2 separate regions of the Homo sapiens genome follow, and region 2 is linked to region 1. The links are chromatin loops, found by intact Hi-C in ENCODE. Cell type or tissue: heart left ventricle. All regions are shown on one strand. Each heading gives the region's core, and the rest is flanking DNA. Links, peaks and the distances in the headings are about the cores only. Region 1 overlaps LOC101928354 (a long non-coding RNA gene). Region 2 holds the start of LINC01108 (long intergenic non-protein coding RNA 1108).

Region 1 (4,398 bases), core at 292-4,291:
AAGCATTCTCAGAGTTTCAAGGGATCTCTTATGGCTTCAAATCTTGGGAAGGCATAAGATTTTAGAGGACAGACATTTTCTCTTACACATCTTTTATATTTCCATTGGGGTCCATGAGAGAAAGTTCTAAGTTCCTTTTTTTTTCCCATTAAATTCATATAGAACTCAATTTCCTGCCCTTACATCTGTAGTTGTCTGCCTGAAAAGACTCCTTTCCCCTCTCCACCTCCCCATTTGCCTCAAGGCATCTATTTTTTTTCCTCTCCAGTTTAAAAGGCAATTCTTCAATGAACCAAAGCTGAGACAAGCATGGTTTCCTTGAAGCTCCAGGGAAGATTTATGCACTCTTCTGCTGTTGCACGTACTATGGTGCACTGCACTGCTTGAGAACATTGCTGTCTCCTCTGAAAAACTGAATACTTTTTTTTAAATGGGAATGTATCTTAACTCTGTATACCCAGTATTTAAAGGAAACTTTTTATTTAAGTATAATTTTTTAATAGCGATTTAATTCTCTTTGTACAATTAGTATCTCTCTCTCTCTCTGTACAATTAAGCTTTATGAAGGTTAGAGCTACCTCTGACTTACCCCAGTGATTAATGCACAACAGATACTCAATAGAAATTATTGGATGAAAAAATGAATACATGAGTTGATCATAAAGCAACTTACTCCTCTAGCAGGTATCTTTCTACTCAGCAATTCTTCTTGGAGCTATGTATGGCCCCAGAATATCAATACAAGTTCTGTTCCTTCTTCTAGTTGAATTTCAGATACTTCTGCCTATTAAGTTTCCCACATTATTTATCTTGTCAACATCTCCTTTTTCTCTATTTTTAAAAATTTTTTTTAATTTAAAAAAAAATTTTTAGAGACAGAGTCTCACTATGTTGCCCAGGCTGGAGAGCAGTGGCTATTCACAGGCACAATTATGGTGCACTCCCTGTATACCCAGCACTTAGCACAGGGCCTACCACAAGGCTGCTCATGACACGGTATCTCAGTTCCCCAGAATCAAATGATCCAAGAGAGAAAGAGAATGAAGGAAAGTGACCAAGACAAAAGCTACAGTGTCTTTCATAACCTCATCTTGGAAGTGACATGCAATCATTTTTGCCATATTTTATTGGTCACACAGACCACCCCTTGTCCAATGTGGGAAGAGTCCATACAGGTATGAAAATCAGGAGGTGGGGATCACCAGGGGTCCTCTTGGAGGCTGGCGATGGCCGTGGATATGGAGTAAGGAATGAAACACATGACTTCGAGACAGCATAAATCCCAGATGCAGTGCTCTATGGCACCTGAGTCACTGGCCTTAGAGACTATGCAACTAGCAAGTCAGACCCGGCCCATGCTCTCCACACATGCCCTCTTGCCACACGAATATTGCAGCTCAGTGTTTATGCCATTGAGTGATTTGCTACCCTTCTTCAACGTGGCCTCACGTGAGTCCATCTGGATAAGCCAGTCCCAAAGTCTGGGAAGTCAGCAACGTCTACCAGCAATGCATAAATGGACCTTAATAGGAATATATGCAGTTCAGTTTGCTGTGGTAAATAGATTCGTTTGTCAATTTTTTTTGTTTCAAATTTTTGAAGGCCTAATTCAAAGAGAAACCCATACATATCTAGGCTTTCTGTAGCTGAAAGCAATTAGCCACATAGCAATTGTAAAGAAACCTAAAGGGAGCATTTGGTTCACAAGTGGAAAAAAGATTGAAAATGTATCTCACCACAGGTGACAAAATTTAGGTAATAACAGTAGTAATACCAGAAGTTCAATACGATTTATTTTATATTTTAATGTTGCTTTATGAACCTAAAAGCCTTGGTAGGCAAATATTGTGTGAATTTCCTGAGACTGGAAAGCAAAAACCTTCGTCACCCTAATGATAAGTAAAAACGAGTAAGCAGTCTTGATATCCACACAGAAACACTATAACAGTGAGCCTTCAAGTGAAATTATTAAATACACGAACACAATGGGTGTCTGGGGCCCCACAGGTCCATCTTGTGGACACTGCTGGATTACCTACTGTTACAAGACTGTACTCCACTCAGAAAAAATGTTTGACCATAGATTGTAATGTTTACACATGCACGTAAAACATGAATGCAAATTTTTTTAAAGCATGCAATTAAAAAATAAATAGAAATTGGCTGGGTGCAGTGGCTCACGCCTGTAATCTCAACACTTTGGGAGGCCGATCGCGAGGTCAGGAATTTGAGACCAGCCTGGCCAACATAGTGAAACCCTGTCTCTACTAAAAATACAAAAAAATTAGCCAGGCGTGGTGGCAGACACCTGTAATCCCAGCTACTCGGGAGGCTGAGGCAGGAGAATCGCTTGAACCCGGGAGGCGGAGGTTGCAGTGAGCCGAGATCGCGCCATTGCTCTCCAGCCCAGGCAACGGTATGAGACTCTGTCTCTGAATGAATGAATAAATAAATAAATAAATAAATAAATAGAAATTATATATTTTTTCCTTCCCATACCACTTGTGAAACTCACTTTGGAGATTACTGTCTTAAACAAAATTTCCCTTCAGCTATTCTGTTACACTGTGCAGTAGACATGGCTGGCCAGAAGAGTTGGGACAGAGGGCTAGGAAAGGTGGATTCTCCCCTGAGTCTATTTGTACTTAAATCCACATAAGAACTGAGGAGCTCATGGAGGAAAAGGTGGATTGAACTCTAATACCCCTTGGGTTTCTAGGATATAGAAGCATGCCTAATGAATGAGAGAGAGAATTCCCAGGAAAGGGTGGAAGTTTTAAGGAGGATGGATGCTGTGGTGAGAGTATGTTGAGTTGATAGAGCCAGATTACACTGGGTCCAGGCAGTAAAGCTGGGTGAGAATATCCTTCCTCTTACCATGGAGATATCTCATGGATGGATTAACAAAGACCTACTGCAAGTGAGTGGAGGTTGCTGCTTGATGGGAACCCCATCCCTGAAGATCTATTAGGGTTTGAGCTGGAAGACCAAAGCTCAGCCATGCCAGGGTTAAGAGGCAAGTCATAACATAGAAAGCCTGAGAATCTCCACTCCCAAGCACCCAACACTGGAGCTTGTCTGTCACCTGCAAGGGTGACTGACGCTGAGGCTAGAGATGCCTAGTTCCTCTGTGTCAGAGAGAGGAGGAGCCTGTTTTCATGGAAAATGGTACCTCCAGCAGTACCAGCAATGTTCTCACTACAGAGTGAACCCTGCAGAAATTTCCAGCATGGGACTACTGTGTGGTCCTGGCTTAGCCAGCAGTGAAGTCATAAATGACCACAACTGATTTCTGGACACATGTTAATATCCCTAGGGATTCATGGAAAAAAATTGAGAAAAGAATCCTGGATGCAGTTTAGTTTTCTGCAGCCAGCAAGAGTATTTTTATAACCATGGTTTCATTTGTATGAGTGGGCAAGTGAGACTGAGACATTCCTATTACACACCTTAGATTGTCCTGCTGGAGCCACTAAGTGAAGCTGGAGAGGTTTAATACAAAACTGAGATAACAGAGTCATTGGAAAAATTACTTCTGTCTTAATTCAAGAGGAAAAGAAAAATATATAAACCTATTAAAATAATTTAGAGTCTTTGAAGCAAAGCAAAAAAGAAATTATACTATTAAAAAAATAGAGCAATGGGGTCTGGCCATCTCAGCAGATACCCTACTACATGACAAAATAAATAATGTAGTGGCAGTTAGTGCAATAGCTTCCATTTTAGAATATTTCAAAAATATCTGTGGGAAAAATAAACAATCCCATGCCTTCAGTGGAAGAGCTGAACCAAGTGTGGAAGCCAAGTAATCAGTTCCCAGCACAGAGGTGTCCACACACCCATTCTTCTCTCCCTGCTGAAATCTCACTAAAATATCAGCAAGATATAAAAAGCGGCTCAAGCCTACACGGCCAAAGAGACTTTGAGAGATGACAGTACACAATTGATATCAACAAAAGCTGAGAGCTGGAAGAGAGGTGAATTGCGGCTGAGTTAGCAGACCAGGGAGTGTTGAAATTTAAACCTGCCCCAGACAAAGCCACAAATACAAGATCTTGTTCCTTGAAGATTCCTGGAAAAACCCAGGTGTTTGGGTTACAGATCACACAGGAGGCCAGGATAACAGGAGAACTGGTAGAAAGATGTTGATGTGAGTCGGTTAAATGGGAGAATAAACAACAACAACAACAACAACAAAGACATGGGATCCTGGAAACAGAGAGTCTAAAACAGAAGAGAGAGAGAAAAAAATCAGGATGGTAGTGAAGAGAAACCACAAGAAAACACCTATGCTGCACCCCAAAAAGGCAAAACCCAAATTGGAGAAGAAAGACAGAGAGCTCTTGAGGAATGATGCCAAGAAAAGAGAGATGGAACTAAAAGAATAGTTGGCATGTT
Region 2 (4,398 bases), core at 68-4,067, 300 kb before region 1:
GCTGTTCTGCATAAGCTTTGGCTCTCTGCTTAATTAATCCCTAAAACTTTCAGGCCTTAATGAGAATAATTAGACTTGACAGTACTGAGCTTAATGCACAACTACAGACAACAAAAACCGTGTTCGGTTTATAAGCTTCCCAGAGCTTGCTGAAAGACAGGCTAATGTTATTTACAGCGGCCCCAGTGAGGGGCCGGACGAAGGTTCGGACTGGAAATGTGCTTGGCTCTCCCTGAGGACAATTTCTCTGAGGAACGGGGTACTATAGCCCCCTTTTGTGGCTTTCCCTCCATAACAAACCGTGGTCTAGACAGGATCTGGCTAGAAATTCCCTTATTACCACCCCGGCCAGACTCCATTTATCATCACCTTGAACGTAATGCTCGCGCAAAACCTCCAGGCCTCTCCCGTTCACATAACGAATCGAGGGAGGCAGAGCTCTTACGGCGCTCCAGCCAGTGTCTGCCTGCTTCTGGAAATACCTCATCTTCCAGAAAAGCATTCATTTGTCAACAGAGGGATAATGCTAAAACCTTAAAGACAAATCGGCCAGAAGGCAGGGATGGGAGAAGCAGGCAGGGTACAGCCCGGGAGAGACGGCAGCTTTGCCTCGGTGCAGTTATTTGATTTGTTAGCCTTGTGCCAGCCTCAGTCTTCTCCAAGAAGAGGTTTAAATCTCTTCTTGAAACGGTTTGAGCGTACACTCCCCAAACAGAGAGTCCAGAAGTATCCCTCCGGCGCTGCAGGGATGACCAAGTTAATTTTGTCTGTAACCGTGAGAGGCTTTTCAATGAGGGGCCAAATAACTGCACAGATTCTGGGTGTTGGGTGAAGCCTGTCCCCAAACTTGGGCGAAGCTGTTGGAGCTGGGCGTGCAGACTCGAGCAGGACAAACCGTCCCACCTGGTGAGATGACATCAGGAGTCCTTAGGAATAGGGATGGATTTCTGCACATTCCATTGGTGCTGATTATCACAGGAGATATGAAAGTGGCGATCAAAGCTACCTTAACCATCCTCGAGATTATAACAAAAGTGATAATGTCCATATGGAGATTCTTCTCAGAAATGAGAAACCGCAGATAAGCAAAATGACTGTCCAGTGCTTCTCAGTTTGGACATAATCTATGAGTTCAGAGTTCTTGCAGATCTAAGGAGATGAAAAGAAAAGGGTGCAACATTGGGATTCAGAAGCCAACATGTTACCTTTTTAAAAACAGAAATCAATACACACACGTGCCTGTGTACACACACACACACACACACAAAGCAATGTGAGGACAGGAACTTTGACCCTGGAAATGGCACCAGGCTAGAGAGCTTTGTTTTTAATTTTCAATCAAGGATTTAAAACAGACTTCAAAGGGCATTTAAGCTGACAGTTTTATTTGCTCCTTGAGGAAGAGGAAAGATGAATAAGCGTAAAGACAGATCATTCGCAAAATAATTGCAGCCCTGACATATCTAAATGAGTTTGTAAAAGAAAATACAGTGGCAATTGATCTTATTAATTAGAGATGTACCACGATGGTAATACCCACTTATCCACAGATTGCCTGCAGCTACAAAAATAAAATAAAATAAAATAAAATAAAATAAAATAAAATAAAATTAACCACTTTCTCCTGGAGAACACAATTTCTTTCCCTCCCTGCCATAGAAAGTCATCTGGGAAAAAAATCCCTGGTGATCTCTTCTCTTCACAGTGGTTAACAGCCCTTAGAGGGCAGTGTGGATGGGTTTCCTTTCTGCCCATGGAGGTTTGGGTTTATACTGGATTGCACAATGCCTTGCATGGTACAGTGGCTTGTCGCAATTGATCGAACATGTAATCTGACAAACAAACAAACAAAAATGGGCTACAAAAAAGAGAGAGCTGCTTTTTAAGCCTGTATGTGTCATTTACCTGTGACGAACAGCAGTAAGCGCGATGGTAGGCCCGACTCTCTCCATTGCTCATTCTGTCTCTGCTCTTTCCATTATCTTATTTCTGTGAACAATTGCTTAGCACTCGAACAGAATAGCCCAGCGATAAAACGCTGAGTGACGATTGGGTGGCAGCCACCTCTGAGTGCGGTCCAGCCCTGTGCCATTGGAGGCGAATCTTCAGGTTGCTGGATTTGAAACTTACACAAACACTCACTGTATTATTGCAGAAGAGAGAGAGAATGGAGAGAGAAAGGAAGAGGAAGAGGACAAGAAGAGGAAAGAGAGGAGGAAAGGAAGAGGTGGGTAAATAATAAATTGTTTAGCACTGGAAGAATCATCTAGTGCTACTCCAGTCATTTCAAGGGTTGTGTGTGTGTGTGTGTGTATGTGTGTGTGTATTTTGGGCACCTGTGGGCAGGGGGGATCAAAGTGGGAGTACAGGCACAACTGTGTTTATAAGGCAAGTGGGAACTAAAACCCAGCCTTTGGTGTCTCACCAAGATGGACACAGTGGCAGGGCCCTGTATCTGCCCCTCAAGGGGGAGGTTTTTACTAATTTGCACTAAGGCCTAGTGGGGCCAGAGGGTGAAGAGTGGTGTGATTTGAAAACAAAGCAGGGCAACAGGTTTGATATTAAAAATGACCCATTTCACCCTTGATCTTCCAACTTGTCTGGAATAGAAAAACTCATGGCCAGCAGACTCCAAGCACATATCGATATTACCCACACAAAGTTAAAAAAAAAAAAAAAGACATGAAGTAGTGAGGTGTAGTGGTGGTGTGCAGCTGTAGTCCCAGCGACTCAGGAGGCTGAGGCAGGAGGATGGCAAGTTTGAGGCTACTGGGAGCTATGATCATCCCACTGTACTCCAACCTGGGCAGCAGAGCAAGATTCTGTCTCAAAAAATAAAAGAAGGACCTGATTCTTTCAAAAGCAAAATACATTTTAATATCACTGTGACTGTGCCTTGACTTTCCTGGAGTAACAAGATTAAATTTATTATGAAATTTCAAATTAACTTTAAAGGAGGACTTGACAGCTTTTGCAGGTTGTAGGGACACCCAAGCCCATCTCACCTTTCTCTTACCTCCTGGAAGCAGCATCTTTGTTGAGGTGTGAAGAGCAAATATGGCTCATTGGTTCTTGGTGTCACCTGCTACAGGGACTCACCAGTTCTGACCTCCAAATTAGCCAGGGTGAACGCAGATGCAGGAGATGCCGTGTGAATGCTGGGGAAGGCCATGGAAAAACACAGGCCTGAGTAGCCGACAGGCCCCAGTCAGGGAAAGAAAAAGAATGCTCCCAACAGATCAAAGCCCACAGTCTCTTAAAATGGAAATGAACATTTAAAAAAGGCCTTTCTCAAGGGAGAAATATGCAGTAAATCAGAGCTTTTGAAAGACAACTGGGGCCTGTGCCGGTTTTTGAATAACTCGTCGTTTAATAAATGTTCTATTTTTGACCCTTTAGGGAAATATACAACTCCATCTGAAACTTATGAGCCAAAATAATTTAACTTTTTTTCCATCTCATTTTTATAAGTTTTGTGATGGAGACAAATGATCTGGAAGCTTTCTTTTTAAGGTTTTATGATGAAGCGAGGTCATTTAACAAGAGAGAAATGGTTTTCTCTGCACACCAGCTTTGACTCGGTGAGTGGCTAGTTAGTCCCAGCATCCGAAGTCTCAGGATCCACAAAGAGGAAGCTGTGCATGGAGTTTTGAGGAATTGTTCTTGGTTTTCTTTGTAAGGGCTTCATGAAAAGCATGTAAACAAGAGAAGAGTAGATCATCTCTTCTAATGTGTGTGTATGTGTGTGCGTGCATGTACATAGAACATTTGAAACTCTACATCGGTGACTGTACCTTGACTATATGAAACTATATGTCATGCATCCTCTGTACTGGTAAAAAGGAAGTACTTAATATATGTTGGAATTAAGTTGTTGGATGTTTTCCACATCTTTTCTAATCCCTAGGATCCTAGGCACACAGTTTGTCCACAATATATTCTCATTGTCTTGTTGTGCTGTTTTATCAAATCTTACCTATCTTCAACTGCCTTTGGACTGACACATACTGGACCTGAGAGATCAGCTTCCTGTCCACCAGAGGCTTGAATTGTTAAAAATGTTACAGGCTCATTTTACCTCTGATGAGTGGGTGCCACAAAATCTCGGGAGCAGATGTCCCTCATTTACTCACATTGCTCCGTCCCATCCCTTTCTGCTGGGTCCTGAGAGCAGCCTTCTCCCTGGCACCCAGCTGGGATTCCCACTAACCCAACTCAGGTTCAAGGGCTGAGGGAATTCAGGATCTGAGGGATGGCTCAAAGACCACATGGAGTTCAGTTTTGCATGTTTTCTTTGAGTGCCAGCCAGCAAAGACCGTGGCCTCACATAATTTTTCTGCCGGGTGTGGAATAGTGCCATAGAAAGATGATTCATGAGAAGAAATTGTCAAGTTTCTG

The links. A loop is a pair of places that touch in the nucleus more often than their neighbours do. Peaks named below come from ENCODE experiments on the same cell type or tissue, not always from the same donor. Only the 100,000 strongest peaks of a DNase experiment are listed, where the experiment ranks them.
Region 2: it touches region 1 in a loop (1.9-fold over the local background); 1 of 110 quality-filtered maps calls a loop at or near these places.

Annotation. Positions count from the first base shown.
Region 1 is chr6:14,582,648-14,587,045 of GRCh38, forward strand. It overlaps LOC101928354 (a long non-coding RNA gene), which reads right to left. Exons shown (of 4, transcript XR_241980.4): 4 at 3,657-4,398. Among named protein-coding and RNA genes, the nearest start is that of LINC01108, 300 kb to the left of the region's middle. In heart left ventricle, for the core only: a CTCF peak has its summit at 2,034 (motif pointing left); no DNase peak of the experiment used is centred there.
Region 2 is chr6:14,282,040-14,286,437 of GRCh38, forward strand. It overlaps LINC01108 (long intergenic non-protein coding RNA 1108), which reads right to left and starts at 3,415. Exons shown (of 2, transcript NR_108097.1): 1 at 3,017-3,415; 2 at 1-1,149. It overlaps LOC124901266 (a long non-coding RNA gene), which reads left to right and starts at 3,782. Exons shown (of 2, transcript XR_007059465.1): 1 at 3,782-4,398. In heart left ventricle, for the core only: a CTCF peak has its summit at 1,709; no DNase peak of the experiment used is centred there.